Regions from separate parts of the Homo sapiens genome. Here region 2 is linked to region 1. Evidence: read pairs that join two places in POLR2A ChIA-PET (ENCODE). Cell type or tissue: Panc1. All regions are shown on one strand. Each heading gives the region's core, and the rest is flanking DNA. Links, peaks and the distances in the headings are about the cores only.

The links. ChIA-PET counts read pairs that join two places held together with the same protein. Peaks named below come from ENCODE experiments on the same cell type or tissue, not always from the same donor. Only the 100,000 strongest peaks of a DNase experiment are listed, where the experiment ranks them.
Region 2: POLR2A ChIA-PET joins it to region 1 with 5 read pairs; 3 of 35 experiments call an interaction of 5 or more read pairs at or near these places.

The regions. Positions count from the first base shown.
Region 1 is chr1:174,088,022-174,093,403 of GRCh38, forward strand. It overlaps the pseudogene RPL30P1. Among named protein-coding and RNA genes, the nearest start is that of RC3H1-DT, 68 kb to the left of the region's middle. In Panc1, for the core only: no CTCF peak of the experiment used is centred there; no DNase peak of the experiment used is centred there.
Region 2 is chr1:174,187,849-174,193,230 of GRCh38, forward strand. All of the region lies in intron 1 of RABGAP1L (RAB GTPase activating protein 1 like), which reads left to right. Among named protein-coding and RNA genes, the nearest start is that of RABGAP1L, 31 kb to the left of the region's middle. In Panc1, for the core only: a CTCF peak has its summit at 1,891; no DNase peak of the experiment used is centred there; H3K27ac peaks cover 3,982 bases.

The DNA.
Region 1 (5,382 bases), core at 56-5,055:
CTCTATGTCTCTGCTATTGTAAATAGTGGTGCAATGAACATACACATACATGTATCTATAATAGAATGAGGGCTGGGCACAGTGGCTCATGCCTGTAATCCCAGCACTTTGGGAGGCCAAGGCAGGTGGATCACCTGAGGTCAGGAGTTTGAGACCAGCCGGGCTGACATAGTGAAACCCTGTCTCTACTAAAAATACAAAAATTAGCCAGGCATGGTGGCATGCACCTGTAGTCCCAGCTACTTGGGAGGCTGAGGTACAAGAATTGCTTAACCTGGGAGGCGGAGGTTGCAGTAAGCCCAGTTCACACCACTGCACTCCAGCCTGGGTGACAGAGTGAGACTCCATCTCAAAAAAAAAAAAAAAAAAAGAATGACTTATATTCCTTTGGGTATATACCCAGTAATTGGATTGCTGGGTCAAACGGTATTTCTGCTGCTTCTAGGTCTTTGAGGAATTGCCACACCGTCTGTCACAATGGTTGAACTAATTTACACTCCCACCAACAGTGTAAAAGTGTTCCTTTTTCTCCATAACCTTGCCAACATCAGTTTTTTTTTTTTACTTTAACAATAGCCATTCTGACTGGTGTGAGATGGTATCTCATTGTGGTTTTGTTTTGCATTTCTCTAATGATCAGTAATGTTGAACCCTTTTTTATATGTTTTTTGGCCACATGTATGTATTCTTTTGAGAAGTGTCTGTTCTTGTCCTTTTCCCACTTTTTAATGGGGTTGTTTTCTTTTCTTGTAAATTTGTTTACATTCCTTGTAAATGCTGGATATTAGACCTTTGTCAGATGGATAGATTATAAAAATTTTCTCCCATTCTGTAGGTTGTCTGTTCATTCTGATCTTTTCTTTTGCTGTGCAGAAGTGCTTTAGTTTAATTAGATCCTATTTGTCAATTTTTGATTTTGTTGCAATTGCTTTTGGCATCTTCATCATAAAATCTTTGCCTGTGCCTGTGCCTTAATGGTATTGCCTAGATTTTCTTCTTGGGTATTTATGATTTTGGGTTTTACATTGAAGTCTTTAATCCACCTCAAGTTGATTTTTTTATATGATATAAGGAAAGGGTCCAGTTTCAATTTTCTGCATATGACTAGCCAGTTCTCCCAGCACCACCATTTATTAAATAGGGAATCCTTTTCCCATTGCTTGTTTCTGTCAGGCTTGTCAAAGATCAGATGGTTGTAGGTGTGTGGTTTTATTTCTGGGTTGTCTATTCTGTTCCATTGGCTTATGTGTCTGTTCTTGTACCAGCACCGTGTTCTTTTTGTTACTGTAGGCTTGTAGTATAGTTTGAAGTCAGGTAGCATGATGCCTCCAGCTTTGTTCTTTTTGCTTAGGATTGTCTTGGCTATTTGGGCTCTTTTTTGGTTCCATATTAATTTTAAAATAGTTCTTTTTAAATTCTGTGAAGAATGTCAATGATAGTTTATTGGGAATAACATTGAAGCTATAAATTGCTTTGGGTGGTATGGCCATTTTCATGATATTGATTCGTACTATCCATGAGCATGAAATGTTTTTCCATTTGTTTTTGTGTCATCTTCCTTTCTTTTTGAGTTTTTATTGTTTTTGCACTGATTCTTTCTTTTCTTTGTGGGCTTATCCACCTTCAATCTTCAAGGTTGCTGACCTTTGGTGGGATTTTTGTGTTGTTTTCTTTGTTGTTGTTGTTTTCTGTTTATTTGTTTGTTTTTCTTTTAACCATCTGGCCACTCTTCCACAGGGCTGCTGCGGTTTTCTGGGGGTCTGCTCCAGACCCTAGTCACCTTTGTTTTTCCTGTACCTGAAGGTATCACTGATGAAGGCTGTGAAACATCAAAAATGGCAGCCTGCCCCTTCCTCTGGAAGCTGCATCGCAGGGAGGGTACTAATCTATTGTCAGCCTGAATGCACCTGTAGGAGATGGCTGGAGTCCCTGGTTGGGAGGTCTCACCCAGTTAGGAGGAACGGGATCACAGACCCACTTAAAGAAGCAGTCTGGCTGCTTTTTGGTAGAGCAGCTGTGCTGTGTTGGAGAACCTTTCAGCCCCTGATCAGTTTGGGCTCTCCAAGGCCCACAGGCTGGACTGGCTGAGAAGCCTGAATGGTCAAGGTGGTGGCCTGTCTGTTCTGGCACGCTTCTAACGATATCAGAATCGTCTGGATCAATGATAGACAACATGCATACTCTGCAGTATTTACCACATGCTATGCCCAATTCAAAATTATTGTCACTGTAGTGATGGACACCAGTTTTGGTCAACATGGTATAGTACTCTATTTTGGATTTCCTCAAAGCTGGACAGTTTTCAGTGTGGATAGCCAATTTTGCTTTGCCTTGCCTGATCATCTTTGGAGTCTGCTTGTACGCCAGTATGTACTTTCCACTTTTTATAACAAGTAGAAGCCTAGAGTTGATCCATTCCACTGACTTTTTAATCTTCTTTGCAAGCACCATCTTCCTGCATTAGGTGTGGGATGGCCCCCAAACAAAAGCAGCTGCCAAGGTAACTGGGAGGCAAGAAGGGAAGACCTAGAATTTTTCTAAAGCAAAACTTTGATGGGCTGCCCACCTGTTTCATTCCCAGGAACCTTGTAATTAATTATTGCCACAAATCTCTTGGGTTAAAGTACTTGATTAACATTTCCTCTCTGCAGCTTAATGTGGTAATTGCATCTATCCTGTCTCTGATGATTAAATGCTGCCACCTGGCCTTCTACACACCAGGATTCTATTATTCCATTGCAATCAGGGATTCCTAATTTCATGGCAACATTTCCGACCGTCATCACTGACCTACGGAATACAGCCAACACAGAGCTTTAAAAGGATACTGAAGCTCCCAACCCAGGCATTTATTAAATGATTAATTTTTCATATTTATTAATTTATTAATGGCTTGGTGAAGAGAATACCCTCTAGGCCTCCAGGAGGTATGGTTGGTATGTGGATGATCATATCTGCTCTAACATACTCATTTCCCTAAGCCTGAGGTTTAATTCCTAGAGCATACCAAAGAAGTACTGGCATCTCAATTTCTTTCTTTTTTTTTTTTTGAGACGGAGTCTCACTCTGTCACCCATGCTGGAGTGCAGTGGCGCGATCTCGGCTCACTGCAAGCTCCACCGCCCGGGTTCAAGCGATTCTTCTGCCTCAGCCTCCTGAGTAGCTGGGATTAGGCTACTCGGTGGTGTGCCTGACGTGCACCACCACATCCAGCTAATTTTTGTATTTTTGGTGGAGACGGGGTTTCAGCATCTTGGCCAGGCTGGTCTTGAACTCCTCATCTCATGATCCACCCGCCTCGGCCTCCCAAAGTGCTGGGATGGCATCTCAATTTCATTCACTATAGGCCACTATTGAAGTCAGTCCTGCTAACCAACCAAGCAAATTGTTAGTTACACCCAGGCAGTTAAACATATTAAATCTCCATATTTATATTAATAAATTTAGCCAGATCCAACCTTATATTTTTTTCTCTGTGGACTAATACCTTTAGAATATACTGTCAATATGCTCCCCAAATTTCTGACAATACAAGTTATCCTTCAACTGCTGCATTTTCTGTGTATATAGTATTTTCTCTCACTCAGTAGAGCTTGTAATTTTCCCTCTGAGCTATACTGGGAATTAATTATTATTGTGAGTTTGGGGTTGATGCAGGTCTTGAGGAGAGAATTGTTTTTTTTTTAATTGGATATTGTCAGAATATAGATTGTATTTAAGCCACAAGATTGGATGTGACCATCAAGACAGTGAGCATAGATAGGAAAGAAAAGAGTTGCAAGGGCCAAACCCAATATTTAGGGATCGGGTTGAGGGAAATGGATCAGCAAAGGAAGAATGGCCAGTGAGGTAAGAGGAAAACAAACCCTGAAGCAAGTGTAGAATGTATTTAGCGGAGAAAAGAAAGATCAATGGTCTGAGAGTTAACCATTTGATTTGGCCACAAAAAGGTTATTGGTGACCTTGGCAGGCAGTTTGAGTTGTGACGAGGGCAAAACCCTAACTGGAGTAGGTTTAAGAGAAGACACGGAAGGAACTTGTAGACAGAAAATACAGGCAACACTTATGAAGAATTTTGTTGTATCAAAAGTAGAGAAATGGAATGTAAGCTGCAGGAGGATGTCAGGTCAAAGGAGGACATCTCTCTCTTTTTAGAATGGGGGATTTTTCAGCATGTTTCTGTGCTCATGTGAATGATCCAGTAGAGACAGAAAAACTGATGCAGGAGGGTGAAGGGAGAATTACCAGAGTAATGTCATCAATGAGGTGAGATGAGAAGGAATGGGATATAGTGTTGCAATGGAAGAGTGGCTTTAGGAGAAAAGACAGTTCATTTTTATAAACAGGAGGAAAGGCAGTACCTGGGCACAGATATAGGATGGGTAGATATGATGATGGTAGGAACCTGTGGAAATTCTCTCCTGGGTGCTTTTTATTTATTTTTCACTAATTAATTTTACTGAGATATAATTTGCATACAGTAACATGCACAGATCTTTTGTATATAATCTGATGAGTTAAGACAAATATACCCTTCTGTGTAAAAAACACCCCAGTCAAGACAAACCCAGAACATTTCTGTCAACACAGCAAGTTCCCTCCAGCCCTTTTCCAGTTAATCCCCTCATCCTCCTCCTTGCCACCAACACCCCCTCCTACTGCCCAAAAACTCCAGGCAACAACTATTTTGATTTTTATCACTATAGACTAGTTTTACTAGTCTTAATCTTCACACAAATAGAATAATAAAATATGTAGTGTTTTCTGGCTTTTTTTCCTTAATATGATGTTGTTTTGAAGTCACCTATTGTATTATATATATATATCAATAGTTTATTATTTTATTACAGAGTAGTATTCCATAATACAAATGTACCACAGTATGTATATTCATTCTCCCATTGAACATTTGGATTGTTTCCAGTTTTTGGTTTTTGTGAATAAAGCTTCTATGAACATTCTTAGGCTAATCTTTTTGACAATTGTTTTTAACTCCAAGACCTGTATACTGAGAAAGATATTGTCCCTTAGCTTCAGATTCATATAACTAGTTGTCTACTTGAATGATTCCTAGCTTCCTCAAACTCAAAATATTCCAAACTTAGCCCTTCCCTTAAACCTGGTCCTCCTGCAAGATATCCCTTCTCAGTAACAGCACCATTATCCACCTCACAGCCCCTGCTAGAAACTTAGAAGTTGCTCTTAACTTCTCCTCTCCCTTACCTGCTGTTTCCAGTCACTCACCATATCCTGTTGATTTGATTTCCTATCTTTTTTTGCAAACATCTTATGAATCCACCCACTTATCTACTACAGTCTAATCCATTTCCTATATAGAAAAAATATGGTTGGGCATGATGGCTCATGCTTGTAATCCCAGCA
Region 2 (5,382 bases), core at 255-5,254, 100 kb after region 1:
AATGATATTTGCTCTCTGGAGAGCCAAATGGGCCTGAAGTATAGAAACAGAACTGAAATATAGATAATTAAAACTAAACTAATATACTATAATTCTGATTGTTATGTCTTAAGATTTGTTGGCCTTAATAAGGTGTGCTGGGATAAACAAAAAGGAAGGCATCATTTGTAAAGGTTTTCTTCTTTAATCCCACTTTTGTTTTTGCATGACCAGAAATTCTCTGATATAGCAGGGTATACTTTATATAAAGACTATGGGCAGTAAGTGTTTAGTGTTTGTCTTTATATTAGGTCTATAGAGTGTGGTTTCTTGATTATGGGTGAGGAAATTAGCCTTTCAAATTCCATTAGCTGTAAAGTGGATTTGGATTTGGTATTTGTATTGGTTGGCTAATTTAATTCAAATCTTTTAAAATTCTCGTGCTGAAATGATCTTAGGAAGATCAAAATTTCTCTAACAGAAATTATTTTGGTCTTTGAAGTGTATAAATTTAACCTGTTCATAAAATAAGTATTATCAGCTGGTATGTTTCTTATACTTTTCTGGGAATACAAAAATGAATAAAGCATGGTGGTTGTCTTAGAGGAAATAATTGTAATTGATGAGATACATATAAATAATGTGATACGATAAATGCTAGAGTAGGAATATAAATTATGTCAAGTGTTGTATAAGCACTGTAGAGGGAGTGATTGATTCTTTGGGAGAGTTGGAGAAAGTTTTATGGATTTGTTAATCCAGACATATCTAATTATTAGGGTTTTTAACACTTTTGTGTCTTCTCTTTTTCCTGTTTAGCTTGGTACTTTGCCGTTAGAACTCTTGAGTGACCAGGTGCATTGTAAATGAGCAATAATATTTTGAAAGAAATCTTTTTTCCTGAGCAGTGGGTCTCAACAATGGTTTTAAAATACTCAGTAAACAGTGCTCTAAGCAGATGTGCTGTCATTTAGGCTTTGTTGTTCCATTTATACAGCACAGGCAGAGTAGATTTTGCATAATTTTTAAGGGCCGTATGATTTTTGGAATGGGATATGAACATTGGCTACAACTTAAAGTCACCAGTTGTGTTAGCCTCTAACGAGAGTCAGCATGTCCTTTGAAGCTTTGAAGCCAGTCATTGACTTCTCTCTAGCTATGAAAGTCTTAGATAGCATTTATTTATTTATTTGTTTATGATGGAGTCTTGCTCTGTTGCCCAGGCTGGAGAGCAGTGGTGTGATCTTGGGTCACTGCAAGCTCCGCCTCCTGGGTTCACGCCATTCTCCTGCCTCAGCCTCCCGAGTAGCTGGGACTACAGGCGCCTGCCACCACACCTGGCTAATTTTTTGTGTTTTTGGTAGAGACGGGGTTTCACTGTGTTAGCCAGGATGGTCTCAACCTCCTGACTTTGTGATCCACCCACCTCTGCCTCCCAAAGCACTAGGATTACAGGCGTGAGCCACGACGCCCGGCAGATAGCATTTCTTTCAGTAGAAGATTGTTTGTTTACATTGAAAATCTGTGGTTTAATGAAGCCACATTTATCAATTATCTTAGCCAGATCTTCTGGATAACTTACTGCAGCTTCTGTTACTGTATTAGTACTTACTGCTTCACTTTATACTTACATGTCATGGAGATGGCTTTTCTTTAAACCTCGCTTATCGTTTGAATATTTCTCCCCTCCAAAACTTCTGTTGATACTTAATTTCCATTGTGGCAATATTGAGAAGTGTGGTTTTTCAGAGGTGATTGGGTCATGAGGGCTCTGCCCTCATGAATTCATTCATGGATTAATGTGTTAGTGGATTATCATGGGAGTGAGACTGACTCATTGCTTTTTAAGAAGAGAAAGGGGCTGGATGCAGTAGCTCATGCCTGTAATCCTTGTACTTTGGGAGGCCAAGGCAGGAGGATTGCTTGATCCCAGGAGTTTGAGACCAGTCTGGGCAACATAGTGAGACTCTGTCTCTACAAAAACTAAAAAAATAACTAGCTGGATGTGGTTGTGTGTGCCTGTAGTGCCACCTGTAGTCCCAGGCTGGGTGACAGAATGAGACTCTGTCTCCAAACAAAAAGAAAAAAGGAAGAGAGACCTGAGCTAGCATATTCAGCCTCTTTGCCATGTGATTCCCTGTTCTGCCGTTCTGCTCAGTACTCTGCAGAGAGTCCCCACCTGAAAGAAGGCCCTTGGCTGGGTGCAGTGGCTAACGCCTGTAATCCCAGCACTTTGGGAGGCCGAGGCGGGTGGATCATGAGGTCAGGGGATGAAGACCATCCTGGCCAACATGGTGAAACCCCGTCTCTACTAAAAATACAAAAATTAGCTGGGCATGGTGGCGTGCACCTGTAGTCCCAGCTACTTGGGAGGCTGAGCCAGGAGAATCACTTGAACGCGGGAGGCAGAGGTTGCGGTGAGCCAAGATCACACCACTGCACTCCACCCTGGTGACAGAGCGAGACTCCGTTGCAAAAAAAAAAAAAAAAAAGAAAGAAAGAAAGAAAGAAGGCTCTCACCAGATGCTGCCCATTTACCTTGGGCTTCTCAGCATCCATAACTGTAAGAAATCATTTTTTTTTATAAATTACCAAGTTTCAGGTATTTTTTAATAAGCAATAGAAAGCAGACTAAGATAAATGACATGAATCAGCATCTGCTAGTTTCATACTTTTCTTCTGCGGCTTCCTTACCCTTTTTATCCTTGCTTAGAATTGAAGAGTTAGAGCCTAGCTCTGGATTGGGATTTGGCTTAAGACAATGGTTGGTTGGTTTGATATTCTATCCAAAGCACTAAAACTTTCTACTCAGCAGCAAAAGGCTGTTTCACTTTCTTACCATTTGTGTGTTCAGTGGACTGGCACTTTAAATTTTTTAAAAGAACTTTATCTTTGCATTCAGACTTCACTGACCGGTACAAGAGGCCCAGCTTTTGGCCTGTCTCCGCATTCAACATGTTGCCTTCCTCAGTAAGCTTAATCATTTCTAGCTTTTGCTTTAAAATGAGAGACTTGCAACTTTTCCTTTCATTTGAACACTTAGAAGCCATTGTAGCATTATTAATTGGCCTATTTTCAATATTGTTGTGTTTCAGGAATAGGGAGGCCCAAGGAGAGGGAAAGAGATGGAAGAACGGCTAGTTGGTGGAGCAGGCAGAACACACAGAGACTTTAAACTCTGAAGTTCGCTGTCTTAGATAGGTGCGGTTTGTGGCACCTGTAAACTATTGCAATAGTAATACCAAAGATCGCTGATCACAGATCACCAGAACAGATAGAATAATAATGAAAAAGCACAATAAAGTGAAGCACAATAAAATGAGGTATGCCTGTACCTTATAATAGCTTGAAAATTTCTTAAATTCTGTGTTTTATCTCAGGAATGTGTGTGAATTTTGCATTTCATTGCATACTGTTAATAAAAATATAGAAATATTTGAATTACTGCCAGAAAAAGGAAAAACAAAAATCATTTCCTGTTTGTCTGTTGATTTTTGAAAACTGGGGTGAATGAAGAGAGCTGACACTACATACCTGGTTTAGCACTTACTTTCTTTTTCTTAGTGTATCCCTGGTATGTTTCAGTTTATGCCTGAAGATGTACGTCACCAGTTTGAGAAAAAAAGATTGGCCAGTCAGATCATGAAACATTGCATTACTTTTCTCCCTCTTACGTGTAGTATAGCCTTGGGGAAAATTACTTAATTTGAGTCTGCTACCCTCATAAATTGGGCCAATAATGTGTACCCATACTTTTTTTGGGAGGGGATCATATAGTAGCTGCTAATTAAACATTTATTAGCTGCTTCCTCCTTTTCCTGCCACATTCCTGTTGCTTTCTTCTTGGCTTTAACCCAGGTCTTATAACTGCTTGGTATGCTTTAATCAGCTTGCTTACTGCCCTGATGGTTTTTATTAGCCAGTGCGTAGAGAATAATGCTAGAAGATGCTTGGGGCATAAGCTGAGACATTCCTGGAATAATAGAGACACACTGACTCAGGAACAGTCAGTGCACAGGGAAATGTTCGGATTTAGCTTATCAGAGTAAGCAAAGGTCTAGAAATACATCTACATTAATCAGTGGAAAGATGGGCCAGACTAAAAATTGGAATTAGAATGTAGGACTGAATGCATTTATACTAGAGTCTGCTTTCTGTGCAGCAGTAAAAGCAGGTGATATTGACTTAGTTTTTTTCAAAGTGGTTAGAGTATTAGACTGAATGGTCTAAAAATTTCATAGATGGAAGTAAAGGTATGTTCAAAAATAGACTTTCTCTGAAATGTTATAATTGAACTTAGAACATTTATGTTAGTGGTTTTATTCTGTAAATGATAATACTCATTCCTGTAATTCTCTTTATGTTGTCAGTGTGTTTCATTAACTATATCTGCTTGATCTCAAACCTTGATTATTTCTCTAACTGCGTAACACATGGCAGTTGGAGGTTCAAGAGAGTCTAATTGAGTCACTTATCCACCTGTCTGAGGTGTTTTTTTTTTTTTTTTTTTTGGAGATGGAGTCTGTCACTCTGTTGCCCAGCCTGGAGTGCAGTGGCATGATCTTGGCTCACTGCACCTTCACCTACCAGGTTCAAGTGATTCTTGTGCCTCAGCCTCCCAAGTAGCTGGGATTATAGGCACATGCCACCATGCCCAGCTAAATTTTGTATTTTTATTAGAGACAGGGTTTTACCATCTTGCCAGACTGGTCTCGAACTTCCAACCTCAGGTGATCCACCTGTCTCGGCCTCCCAAAGTGCTGGGATTACACACGTGAGCCACTGCACCCAGCCTCTGATTTCTTAACAGAGAAGAGAAACAATAAGCCAAACATGGATCAAAATAAAGTATTGAGCTTCATTACTGGTAAAGGTGAGTTAGAAAATGTGGTGAATATTACAGTATTGCACTCCTAGCAAAAAGTGAAAGCCCCCACATGAAAATAGGAGAACAAAGGAATAGGTTTTTTGCCAGAGTCCCTTCACATAAACACTTTGGGCAGGAAACTAGGCAGGCATGTCACCATTGGGCTTCAGATGGGCACCTGACAATGCTGTCGTTACTGTAGGAGACAGACCACCACAAAGTGAGATTGATTTGGTTGCTTCAGATCTGGACTGAATTATGTATTTTAATTAGCTATATTAAATAAAACAAATTAACTCTTTTGAACGTATTCCTTCATTTGTAAGGTGGGAATACAGTTGAGTGATGACTGCGAACATAAACATGACTAAAATGCCCAGAACTTTCTGGTTTATAGTAGTAGTTTCTGGTTTAGCAAATAGTAGTAATAAAAGGATAACTGTTATCCTTAACAGTTATTCTTAACAAATCAAACCTCGAATGTTTACATCTTTAAAAATTTTAACTGCCACATTTGTTACATTCTTAAATTGTGC